Linked DNA regions of Mus musculus: region 1 is linked to region 2. The links are chromatin loops, found by intact Hi-C in ENCODE. Cell type or tissue: left cerebral cortex. All regions are shown on one strand. Each heading gives the region's core, and the rest is flanking DNA. Links, peaks and the distances in the headings are about the cores only.

What was found. Hi-C counts contacts between places; a loop is a spot of excess contacts. Peaks named below come from ENCODE experiments on the same cell type or tissue, not always from the same donor. Only the 100,000 strongest peaks of a DNase experiment are listed, where the experiment ranks them.
Region 1: a loop joins it to region 2, with 6 times the contacts of the local background. A loop is called at or near these places in 3 of 42 quality-filtered maps.

The regions. Positions count from the first base shown.
Region 1 is chr2:136,673,781-136,679,158 of GRCm38, forward strand. All of the region lies in intron 2 of Gm32659 (a long non-coding RNA gene), which reads right to left. Among named protein-coding and RNA genes, the nearest start is that of Snap25, 37 kb to the right of the region's middle. In left cerebral cortex, for the core only: a CTCF peak has its summit at 3,131 (motif pointing left); DNase peaks (open chromatin) are centred at 506, 3,320 and 4,963; H3K4me3 peaks cover 706 bases; H3K27ac peaks cover 3,856 bases.
Region 2 is chr2:136,595,648-136,601,025 of GRCm38, forward strand. The region is part of intron 2 of Gm32659 (a long non-coding RNA gene); the gene reads right to left. Among named protein-coding and RNA genes, the nearest start is that of Ankef1, 66 kb to the left of the region's middle. In left cerebral cortex, for the core only: a CTCF peak has its summit at 1,030 (motif pointing left); DNase peaks (open chromatin) are centred at 1,023, 1,281, 2,483 and 3,301; H3K27ac peaks cover 1,153 bases.

The sequences.
Region 1 (5,378 bases), core at 224-5,223, 78 kb after region 2:
TTCATTCTGTCACAGATGAGGAAATAGGCAAAGATCATTAAATGTTGGACTTAAGAGTTCATACCTAATTCTAGACAAAGTCAGAGCTTGACATCAACACTCTTTATTCTATAGTCCCTTCATACTACTCTCACTAATACTGGCTTTATTTTTCAAGAATTCTATTTTATTTTAAGCATACTCTGTAATTCATACATAATGGATATGTTTCTTTTTAGAAAACCTAAGGGTATACCACTGGCCTTGCCTGTATAGTTGAACTGGGAAAAAAAATACTTCCATATAATGAATTTTATCACTTGCACTTTGCAAAAACATCCATGCCTGGTCATTCCTTCTCAGGCTGAAAAGTCAAATTATACTGCAGTCCATTTGGCTTGATGCTTATCCTGGGTCACTTCTGGGCCTTAACCTGTGTTCTGGTGTAGTCGGGAAATTGCCAAAAGCCATATGGACTCCCCGGGCTACCTCCTGAATGAGATTGGATGGTACACACTTAGAAACTGACTCTCTCCAAGAGATGGAACAGATGGCACTTCAGATATGAATATGCATGATGTAGCTCCTAAGGTTGTTAAATAAGTATGTATTTTAGATGAATTCATGAAAATCAAGATTTTCATAAGTGAAATGAAAACTAAGCCAAGGAAAACACAAGGCTCTTCTGGAAGCTGTACATTATTCTTTGTTTGTTGACAATGGCCTCTTTGGCATCCTCCAACCTCCAGAGAAACCACTAGAAAGCAACAGGAAGACGTTAAGTAAAATCTGCAGCAAAGGATACGTTGTGAGATCCTGGACAGGCCATGAGGCAGAACTAACATCCAGAAGAACAAGAAGGGAAATGGAATTGCTTGAGTTTGCCCTCTGTACACCTAATACCTGATCCTAGTGAATAGATCCTTGGCTTTTTAAGCTCTTTTCTGGCCCCTTGCAAATAATTCCACCCTGATGATCCTACAACCAATTCTAAATACTTCATATTTCATTCAGTCCTGGCTATCCACAAAACAAGGCCGACAAGTCGTAAGAGTGATGCAAATCCTTCAACCAGGAGAGTTACTTAAGCAGATGGAATCCACAAATCCCCAATACAAACAGGCCCCATCCCAGGCCCCATGCTCTCTGCCCAGTAACTATCTTACATGTTCAGTGACATACAGTTTACAAAAACTTTCATACTCAAAATATTTAATTTGAATTTTATTGCAAATATTTGATTGTAAATTTTAAACTCACTATGGGTGAAAAAAATAAAGCTTCAAAGAGATTAAATGACCACTCATGGCCACACAAGTCAGATGACTTTAACTCTAGTTCTTTTGATTCCAACCTGTAATGAATCTGACCTGACTTTCACCAGTGAACCACCAGCCAAAGAGGTATTCACTGGGGGAAATTTTCAACTTCTTCTAGAAAAGTCTAACTCACACATGGTCTGATTTCAGGAAGTCACTGCACTGGCTTAGAGAACAAGGTAACAGCCCCATATCCTGGAGACATTCAACAGAAGGCAGTGGATTCTTACTTATATCTCATTTGTGCCAGCGCTTAATCTCTCTTGGTATTCATGATCTTTTGTAGTTCTTATTTGAGCTAGAATATATTACCTTCTCATTCAGACCCTTTTGATGTTATAAGCTATTACTTTGGGACTATTTTGTTAAACAGCAATAGCGAACTGATATTGTCACTAATTTTCTTTCATCTTCTTGACTATAATTCAATTGCAAGTAAAGTCTGCCCTTTGTTGTGATTATGACATTTTCATGGGCCCCAAACTCTTCTCTAAGTTACAGATTATTGGGGTGTTCAATGTCAGAATCAGAATCACCACAGAATTATGAAAGCCTATTATTAGGACAGGAAGGAAAACTAAGGGGAAAGAAGTGACAACCATTAAAACATAACAGTGTAACATACAGAGCGAACCCTAAAGGTGTGATTAAAAATACTGAATATTCAACAGATATTTTATATGTTATCCGGTTATGGAAAACACACTGTTACTAGACATTTCTCACATGCTTTTTTGCATAGTGGCCTGAAGCTGGATATGCTATAAATGACAAGATGTCCATCTCCTAGAGGACTGTTAATGAAGAAAGACAATGCAGCCACCTGGTAGAAGACATTGAATGGGTACTTGATATACTGATGGTAAAAGGTTTAGATTCAGTACAGGGCAAGATTGCCATTTCAGCTTCAATGACTGTACCATAATTTCCAAAAAGAAAACCCAGTTCTTTTGCCCGCCAAAAAATGAGCAACAAACTTATCCAAGCAAGACTTACAGGACTTTCTGGGTGGTTCACTGGTTCAAATCCCTCAGTTCTTGAAAGCAACAACTAAGCTAGGATAGGGGAAGAATGTCCAGATACCTATACTCTTATAAAAAAGGGTTGTTCTCTGGAAACCTTCCTGAAGGAGGTAGAGAACTATCATGTCCGGCAAGTACTGGGTGAAGAAATAAGACATTGACTGAGTAACCAGCCCCTGCTCTACCTACCCATATGCCTTTCTACTCTATTTCATCTCAGTTGGATCAAAGCCTTCTGTCTGCCTCCTCCAACCTGCTCTTGCTCCAGACCTATGGTTCAGACATCACAACACCCCCAGTGTGGTCTCTGATCTCACTTCCTCTTTCATCTCTGGCACAGCTCATTCCAGACTTAACTCTTGATGCCTATAGATTTTCCATTTGGTTCGGAGTCCCTTTCTTAATAACCATCAGTGGACTGACTGTGCTTATACACAGCTCCCAGCCCTCAGAAAGGTGGGGCTTTAGTTCTCAAGTGTTTTACACAGATAAACACCTGTCTGTCTGTCTGTCTGTCTGTCTCTTTCTCTCCCTCCCTCCCTCCCTCACTCACTCTCTGCCTCCCTCCCCCCTCTCTGTTTCTCTCTCTCCCCCTCCCTCCCTCCCTCCTCCCCCCTTCTCTTTAATCGCAGCATGCTGGTTGCTGGAGTACCCACCCAGTGCTGACACTTACAAAGCACTTTATTCTGCACTAATTCATCTGACCCTCACAGTGGTGGTCTCAGGAGGCAGAAGGGACACTAACTGCTCATATGAGGGCTCAGAATAAAAAGAAGTGACCCCTGCTGGTGTATAAAGCAGCCAAGACTTAAATCCAATTTTGCTGTTATTTTTTTTTCACATAGTGCTATTTTTAAAAGCACTAGTGTTGCAGCGATTCTTTATAAGAATCTTTATATGATTCAACCATAGAGAAGAAAATTGCTAAGAAAAGGAACGAGCTGGTATGGCTACCAACTGGCTGGAAGAGAAATGACTACCACGATGGCTCTTGCTCAGATGAGTGGCAATCACATTGCAGCATGCCAGTACAGACCTTAGGATTCTGTTGTCGACTGGCAGTTGACCAGTTGACTACAATAACTTAGTGGGCTGAATGAGCTACAGTAAGAAGTCCATACGCTTTATAAATGTTGGCATCCCTCCAAGCCTTGAGAAGTACAAAAATATAGAGATAACACTGGCTATACTGTGAGCATGCCGACATCTATTTGAATAACAGCTTTAAAATATTTACATTCCAAAGTAATGGGGTATTTCAGCTTACAGAGAGATCGGGGAAATACTAAAATCTACATCTTACTTAGGTGTCCAGCTTGTTCATAGGTCATGGTGTAATCTGACGTCAGTTCAAGATCATTTCTAGCCAACCAGTTTGAGTGGGAGACAACAGATATTCTGAGGAAAGGTCATTAACTTATGAAGTTGAGCAAGCTCATGGCCTGGTCTTCTTCTTTCTTTACATATTCATCAAACACTTACAATGTGCCAGCCATGGGCACTAGAACAATTCACAAGATAAAGCCCTAGATCCCAAGGAACTCATTCTTTAGAGGAGATGTTCTATTTACAGAACAATAATGCATAATGAAGTAAATGCAAAAGGGGAAAACTCAGCACAGCTGTGATAGACAGGATCTATTTTGGGTAGGATGGCCTTTGAGGCATGGGGGTGGGGGGCACTTTACCTGTGGAGGGGCCATCCAGCATGCCCGAAGACCCAGAGGCAGAGATAGATGATCAGCGGGGAGTTTAAAAAACAGAAACAGCATGACTAGACTAAAGTAAGGGCACATAGAGACCAGAGGGTGAGACATGGCAGGTGGCGATCATGGAGGGTCCTCTCAGCTTAGCACCGACTTTGGACAGGAAGATATGCGGTAAACAATGGTCTTTCTTTGCTTCCAGAATCTTGACTGATGTATGGAGAAATGACAGCTCTCTTCTTTTGGGGGAATCGAGCTGGTATGGCCTAGAGAAACAGAGAGCTTCCCACTGCCTCTCTGTGAGGCAGGACTTAGAACCGGGTCCTTTATGAAACATGTCACTGACCATCTAGCTTGAAGCAAAAGCACATCGAGGCCCCGAGGGGCCTCTTCAATCTGCTGCCACAGTGACTCAGGAGGGAGAAGGGTCCCTCTAGCTCTATCTTAGCAGGAGAGTCTATGGCTCCTGGAGGTGGGAGCTATCCTAAGATGTGTCTTTTGGTTAGTTAATACTGATAGGATCCTAGCTGTAACTACCTTCCAAAGATGGACTGGGAACCAGCAGAATGGTTATTTTGAGGATATTCGAGGCCTCCAGACCCTATTTCCCTTTTTCTAAGTAATACAGATATTCTTAGAGCTTTAAATTATGAGTGCATTTCTACGCTCCTGCAGAATTCAAGCTGGGAGTCTGGGTAGGAAGCTGTTTTTAAGGCCAGAAACTTCTAAGGACTCTTGCTGGCTTTCCCCGATCCTGGAGTGAGGCCTCTGTTATGGCTTAGCTGCTTCAAAAAACCCTGAGTCATTCCAATGGTCCTGTCTCCCCTTTTCCCTCCCGCAGCTCTCCCAGTGCAGAACAATCTAGGAGCAAACACCCTCCTCCCCTCCTGCGTAGCCGCCTCTGCGGACAGAAAGTGGGGGTGGCACAGCCCGGGCAAGCCGGCGGGGAGGGCGCCGGGGACGCGGTGCAGGCTGTGGGCGGAGGAACCGTGTCCCCGGTGCCGCAGTGAGCGGGTGGCGGAGGAACGCGGGCGGGAGGCCTCCTGAGTCACTGCGGCTGCGGGGCGCTGGAGCCTCAACCCCCGCCCTTGCAGGCTGCGGCGGGGGCGAGATGCGGCATCCCCTGGGTCAGGGGTCCCTCCGGCTTTCCAAACAGCCTGTGCTCATTTCCGCGGGGGCCTCGGGGCACTGCACACTCACTGCCCTGTCACTATTTGTTAGTCCTACATCTGCCCCGCGGAGATTCGCCTTAGACCAGAGACTTCTATGCCACCCCCGGGTGGATTCGGGGGCCCTCGCGTTTGGCGAGGTGCCCAGAGCGTCATCAGAATTTGGGAGATCAGTAAACAACA
Region 2 (5,378 bases), core at 318-5,317:
CTGTATTGGATTAAGGCCTGTAAGAAGACACAGGAGTTCAAAGGTGGCCACCAACAATGGCTCGAGCAGTAGGCAAGGGGTCCTGACATGAACCTTGGGCTTGAATAAATGAAGAATTAAACAGAGCGATCAGAATTATAAACAATTAAGCAGTCCTGGTCAAGAACTTATCTGGTTGTCCAGTATCTCAGTTTGGGCTCTGCAAGAATAGCTGAAGAAGTCCTTATTGTTTTAGAGGACAGTTGATTTTCAGAAGAGAATTATTCATGCCTCTAGCATAGTGGGTAATTGCTATCATCTGGGGAGTGATCGTCCCATGAGGTTCTACTCTTGCTAAATCCAAGGTGAATGCAAGTTTTAGACAATGACTAAACTATATATAGTTGCAAACTATACATAGTTATGTTAGCATACTCCCCTCATGTACCTCTGCTTTCCACTTTCTCTACCCTCTATCTGATGAGTTCCTTTTGGTCACTTAGATTTTCATCTACTCTCACGCTGTAAGATTTCATATATCTGTATAAAATGAGAAACACGCACAGCATGTGTCTTCTTGAAACTGCCTTGATTCCCTCCAGTTACATTCATTTTCCTCAAGCAGCATGGTTTCTCTCTTCTTATGTAAATGATACTCTCTGGGTTTGTTTGCAGGGCAGCATGGAGAAATTAAAGGGATGCTTCAGCCCATATCTCTGAAGCCTCGACCCTACCAGTATGTGCTCCAACTAGGTTTCTATTCAGTTAGACTTTCACAATTGACCCACATCCTCACCTTAGCTTTTACCCCAATGATAGGACATTTTTATTGCCTGCAAAGATAGGTTACCAGTGAATAAATTGATCAACTGATTATCTAACTCTACTAACAGAAAGGCTTCCTTCTTTCTTGTGTGGTGCTAAGAGCCCACTGCAAGTGGTTCCAGGAATGGGAGTCAGTCCCCCCTAAACATCAGATTCAACCAAATATTTGAGCCTCCAAACTGGGAGCAGATTTGCTGGGACGCTGAGGCCCTCTAGTGGCTATCTTGGGCTCACTCTCTCTGGAACGCTAGTTCTTCCTAGCCTATTAAAATTTCAACCAGCTCTTGGATTTTAAAAGGAAAATAAACAAATCATTCTTTTGCTTCTCCCTAAATATAGAAAGCTAATTTAGGGCTACTTGGATTCTCAGATCAAGAAATTCACCTGGCCGCTTTGCTATCATCCAGTTGCTTTGTGTTTTAAGGAGCTTGGAAGAGCATGTCTGCTTTTGTCTTCAAGGTCTAAATGCCTTCTCATCCCAGAAATGCACAAAGCCTCTAACTGGTTTGAGTCTGCAGATGAGGCAGGTGTACAGGCCTGGGGGCCATGATAACTTTCTTTTGACTCCAGTCTTCGGAGGCAACCTGGTCAGTGACAGGACCATGAGCTATTACTATGTCTTATGGCTTTGGTAAGTAGGCGAGCTCAGAGTGCAGCCTGAAACTGGTGCTGTCAGCCCTTTCGTGAATCGATTTCCACAGTCCCATGGGAAGCTTTCCTAATATAATTAGCCAGCATTGTGGTTGTATCACCTTCATCTGACCCCTGGGAGCTATAAAGAAGCCCATCATACTCACCTGGCTTTCTTCCCAACCAGACAATTAGGCCATTGGCCAGGAGGAAGCAGAAGAAGAGGAAAGGCCTCCATTTCCATATCTGATGACATCTGCTATCCCCTGGGCTCACAAGAGGAAATATAGGCAATGGTACTTTACTGGGCATTAGTATCTTTTAGTTTACAAGCAGTATCTTTTTCGTTGCACAAATGAGGGCATTAGCACGCATTTATCAAGATCACACAACAAAATAAGCAAATAACTCGTCTTCAAACCCACACTTTTGCCAGACCTGCATCTTATCCCACTAAGCTTTGGGTTTCAGGCCCCTGACTCAAAGATTCATGTGACCATGCCTCCTGGGCAGTGGGTAAAGTGTATGCCTATCCAGAATGTCTCAAAGCAATCTTGCTTGAAATACTATGTCCAAGAGTCTCTGCCTTGCGTGTGCAACCTGGAGCCTTCCTGCTCAAAGCACAATAGTGGACTTTGCAGCATCTGGAATCACTCCCAATTAGCCAGTCCTAACTCCCTGGATGAGGCCTATCCCCAGAGCATCTTGTGCTCTCAGACAACCTAAATTTCTTAATGGAGGTTTTGGGCCAGGAGAACTGAGAGGAATGTTGATTGTGGCTTCTTTAGCCAGCTCCCATGGTATAAGCCACATCCAATTCCAAGTGGCCTGAACTATGTGTATGTCCATCAGATACACTAGTGCTCAGGGGGTGAATTTAGCTCTGCTGTGCACTGAATAAGATGTGACAAACATTGCCTGGCAGTGGCTGAATCATGTGCTATAAAACTACCCTTCTGATGTAAGTCCCTCTGTAGCATGGAGAGGGGCCTGAGTCTGCATGTGGTGGAAGAGTAAGAGGTCAGCCTAGGGAATGCCAGCATGACAAGATGAGAGAGGAAGACAGCATTCCTTGCAGAAATTCTTCAGGCTAACAGTAAGATATCGAGGACCCCAGCCCTGACAGTCACCATAATGCATGCAGCTGGGGTCTTAGTTCTGTCTACTGATTCAAAGTACCTCTTTGCTTAGCTTCCACAGAGACATGAGGTTGGCTTGCTTCCTCATTAGCACATTATTTATAGTTGCTTTCTCTTTTATTTTTCTTGTTCCATTCATTTTGAGGAAAATTATCGAACACTAGAGGCACTTCGTTTACATAAATAAGGGTGTCATGTTTTTCAGAAAAGACTGATACGGCTTTAAATCAGCAAACCTAGACTCTAAATCTGTGCCAAATCTCCTTGAAACATAGGCAAGAGGGCCCCACCTGAAGTTCACATTCAGGGTGGTTGAGTGGGGCTGGCACGGGTGCACATCTAGCCAGTTCCTGGGGGTATGGCGCTGCAGAGCTAGCTACAGCAAGCAGAATCATTGCTCTAATCTGTCAGAATTTGCTTTAATTACACACTTACACTTGTGGTTTTTTATAGAGCTTTTCATTTGTATGAAGCTCTCTTTAACCCTTGAATCCTGGCATGAGGGAATTAAAGGGATATCAGAAACCAAGATACAGAAATATAGGCCAAGGATCTCTCCCAGGGCCGTGGAATCAGCCAAGAAGCAAAACCAGGACTGACATGTTGCCTCGCTCTGAGCTGGGCTGTTTACTCTGCATTCTGCTGACTTGAAAGCTCCACATATTCTCTGGCTGCAGCATCTGCAGTATTCTTGGTGAGCTCTCCATCTCAGGCCAGCTTTGTGCTAAGAGTCCCTAACAGACACATATGTCACCAGCACAGTCTACGAGAACGTACGTACAGGCCTCCTACCTAACAGCTCTGGGAAAACAGGGCTTTGGAAAAAAACAGCAGCTGTGCTGGGCCTATGGAGGAGAAACAGCACAATGACTATCCAGTAGCCTAGACAGGTGACTCGGCCCAGAGGCCCTGAACACAGGAATAAACCAAAACACTGCCAAAGCTGGCACCCTGGCTCTCCTGGCACCTCAGAGGAGGTCATGGAACCTTTCTGTGCCTGACAAGATTATTATATTCAGGGAAAACAATTGTTTACATGGAAGAGAATAAGCATGAACGAACTATAGATTTAGGATAGAGTTTAGTCAATTTCTACTGTATGGCAAATAACCCAGTGCTTTAAAAGACAATTATCCATCACAAATCTTTGAGGAACAGGAGAAATGTGTGCAAGGTCTCTCCCTAAACTCTAATCTACTGGGTTGTCATCTGGGCCATGTTCATTAGCCAATGCAAACCCAAGTCAAGCCACCTCTGCTTGGGAGGACACACAACTTTTTTTTCAATTTTTATTAGATATTTTCTTCATTAACATTTCAAATGCTATCCTGAAAGTCCCCTATACCCTCCCCCTGCCCTGCTCCCCTACCCACCAACTCCCACTTCTTGGCCCTGGCATTCCCCTGTATTGGGGCATATAAAGTTAGTAAGACCAAGGGGCCTCTCTTCCCAATGATGGCCCACTAGGCCATCTTCTGCTACATATGAAGCTAGAGACACAAGTTCTGGAGGTACTGGTTAGTTCATATTGTTGTTCCGCCTATAGGGTTGCAGACCCCTTCAGCTCCTTTGGTGCTTTCTCTAGCTTCTCCATTGGGGGCCCTATGTTCCATCCAATAGATGACCATGAGCATCCACTTCTGCATTTGCCAGGCACTGGCATAGCCTCACAAGAGAGAGCTATATCAGGGTCCTTTCAGCAAAATCTTGCTGGCATGTGCAATAGTGTCTGAGTTTGGTGGCTGATTATGAATCCCCTGGTAGGGTAGTCTCTGGATGGTCCATCCTTTTGTCTCAGCTCCAAACTTTGTCTCTGTAACTCCTTACATGGGTATTTTCTTCCCTATTCTAAGGAAGAATGATGTATTCACGTGTTGGTCTTCCTTCTTTTTGATTTTCTTGTGTTTTTCAAATTGTATCTTGGGTATTCTAAGTTTCTGGGCTAATATCCACTTATCAGTGAGTGCATATCAAGTGAATTATTTTGTGATTGGGTTACCTCACTCAGGATGATATCCTCCAGATCCATCCATTTGCCCAAGAATTTCATAAATTCATTATTTTTAATAGCTGAGTAGTACTCCATTATGTAAATGTACCACATTTTCTGTAACCATTCCTCTGTTGAGGGGCATCTGGGTTCTTTCCAGCTTCTGGCTATTATAAATAAGGCTGCTATGTACATAGTGGAGCATGTGTCCTTCTTACCAGTTGGAGCATCTTCTGGATATATGCCCAGGAGAGGTATTGCTGGATCTTCCGGTAGTACTATGTCCAATTTTCTGAGGAACCACCAGACTGATTTCCAGAGTGGTTGTACAAGCTTGCAATCCCACCAGCAATGGAGGAGTGTGAGGACAGACAACTTGAATGCACACAACTGGTAAGTTATGGCCATGTTTGCAGTTTGCCAGAGAACAGTTTTCATGGTTCAGGCGACTCTGAGATAAAAGGGTGAAAACACAGGATTCTGCCTACTTGCTTGAAACAAAATGAAAGAAAGACTGACAGGAGAGGAGAAACTGAGATGCAGAAAGAAAGCAGGCAGAGGACAGGACAGGCAAGTTAGCTCCGTGTTTAAACAATTTGATCTTACCGTCTACAGGGATCTTCCAACAGCTGGTGTGAGACCGAGGCTTTGCTATTAATATTACCCAATCCAGGAAGGGAGCTGCAACATTGCTCCAGCAATTCACTTCCAGACAGTGGCTTAAGGCTGCTCTCTGGAGACACTAATGACCTACCATTTCAGGCTCACACTATTCAAAGCTACTGGAGTGATGGGAAGTAGCATCTTGACAAGGA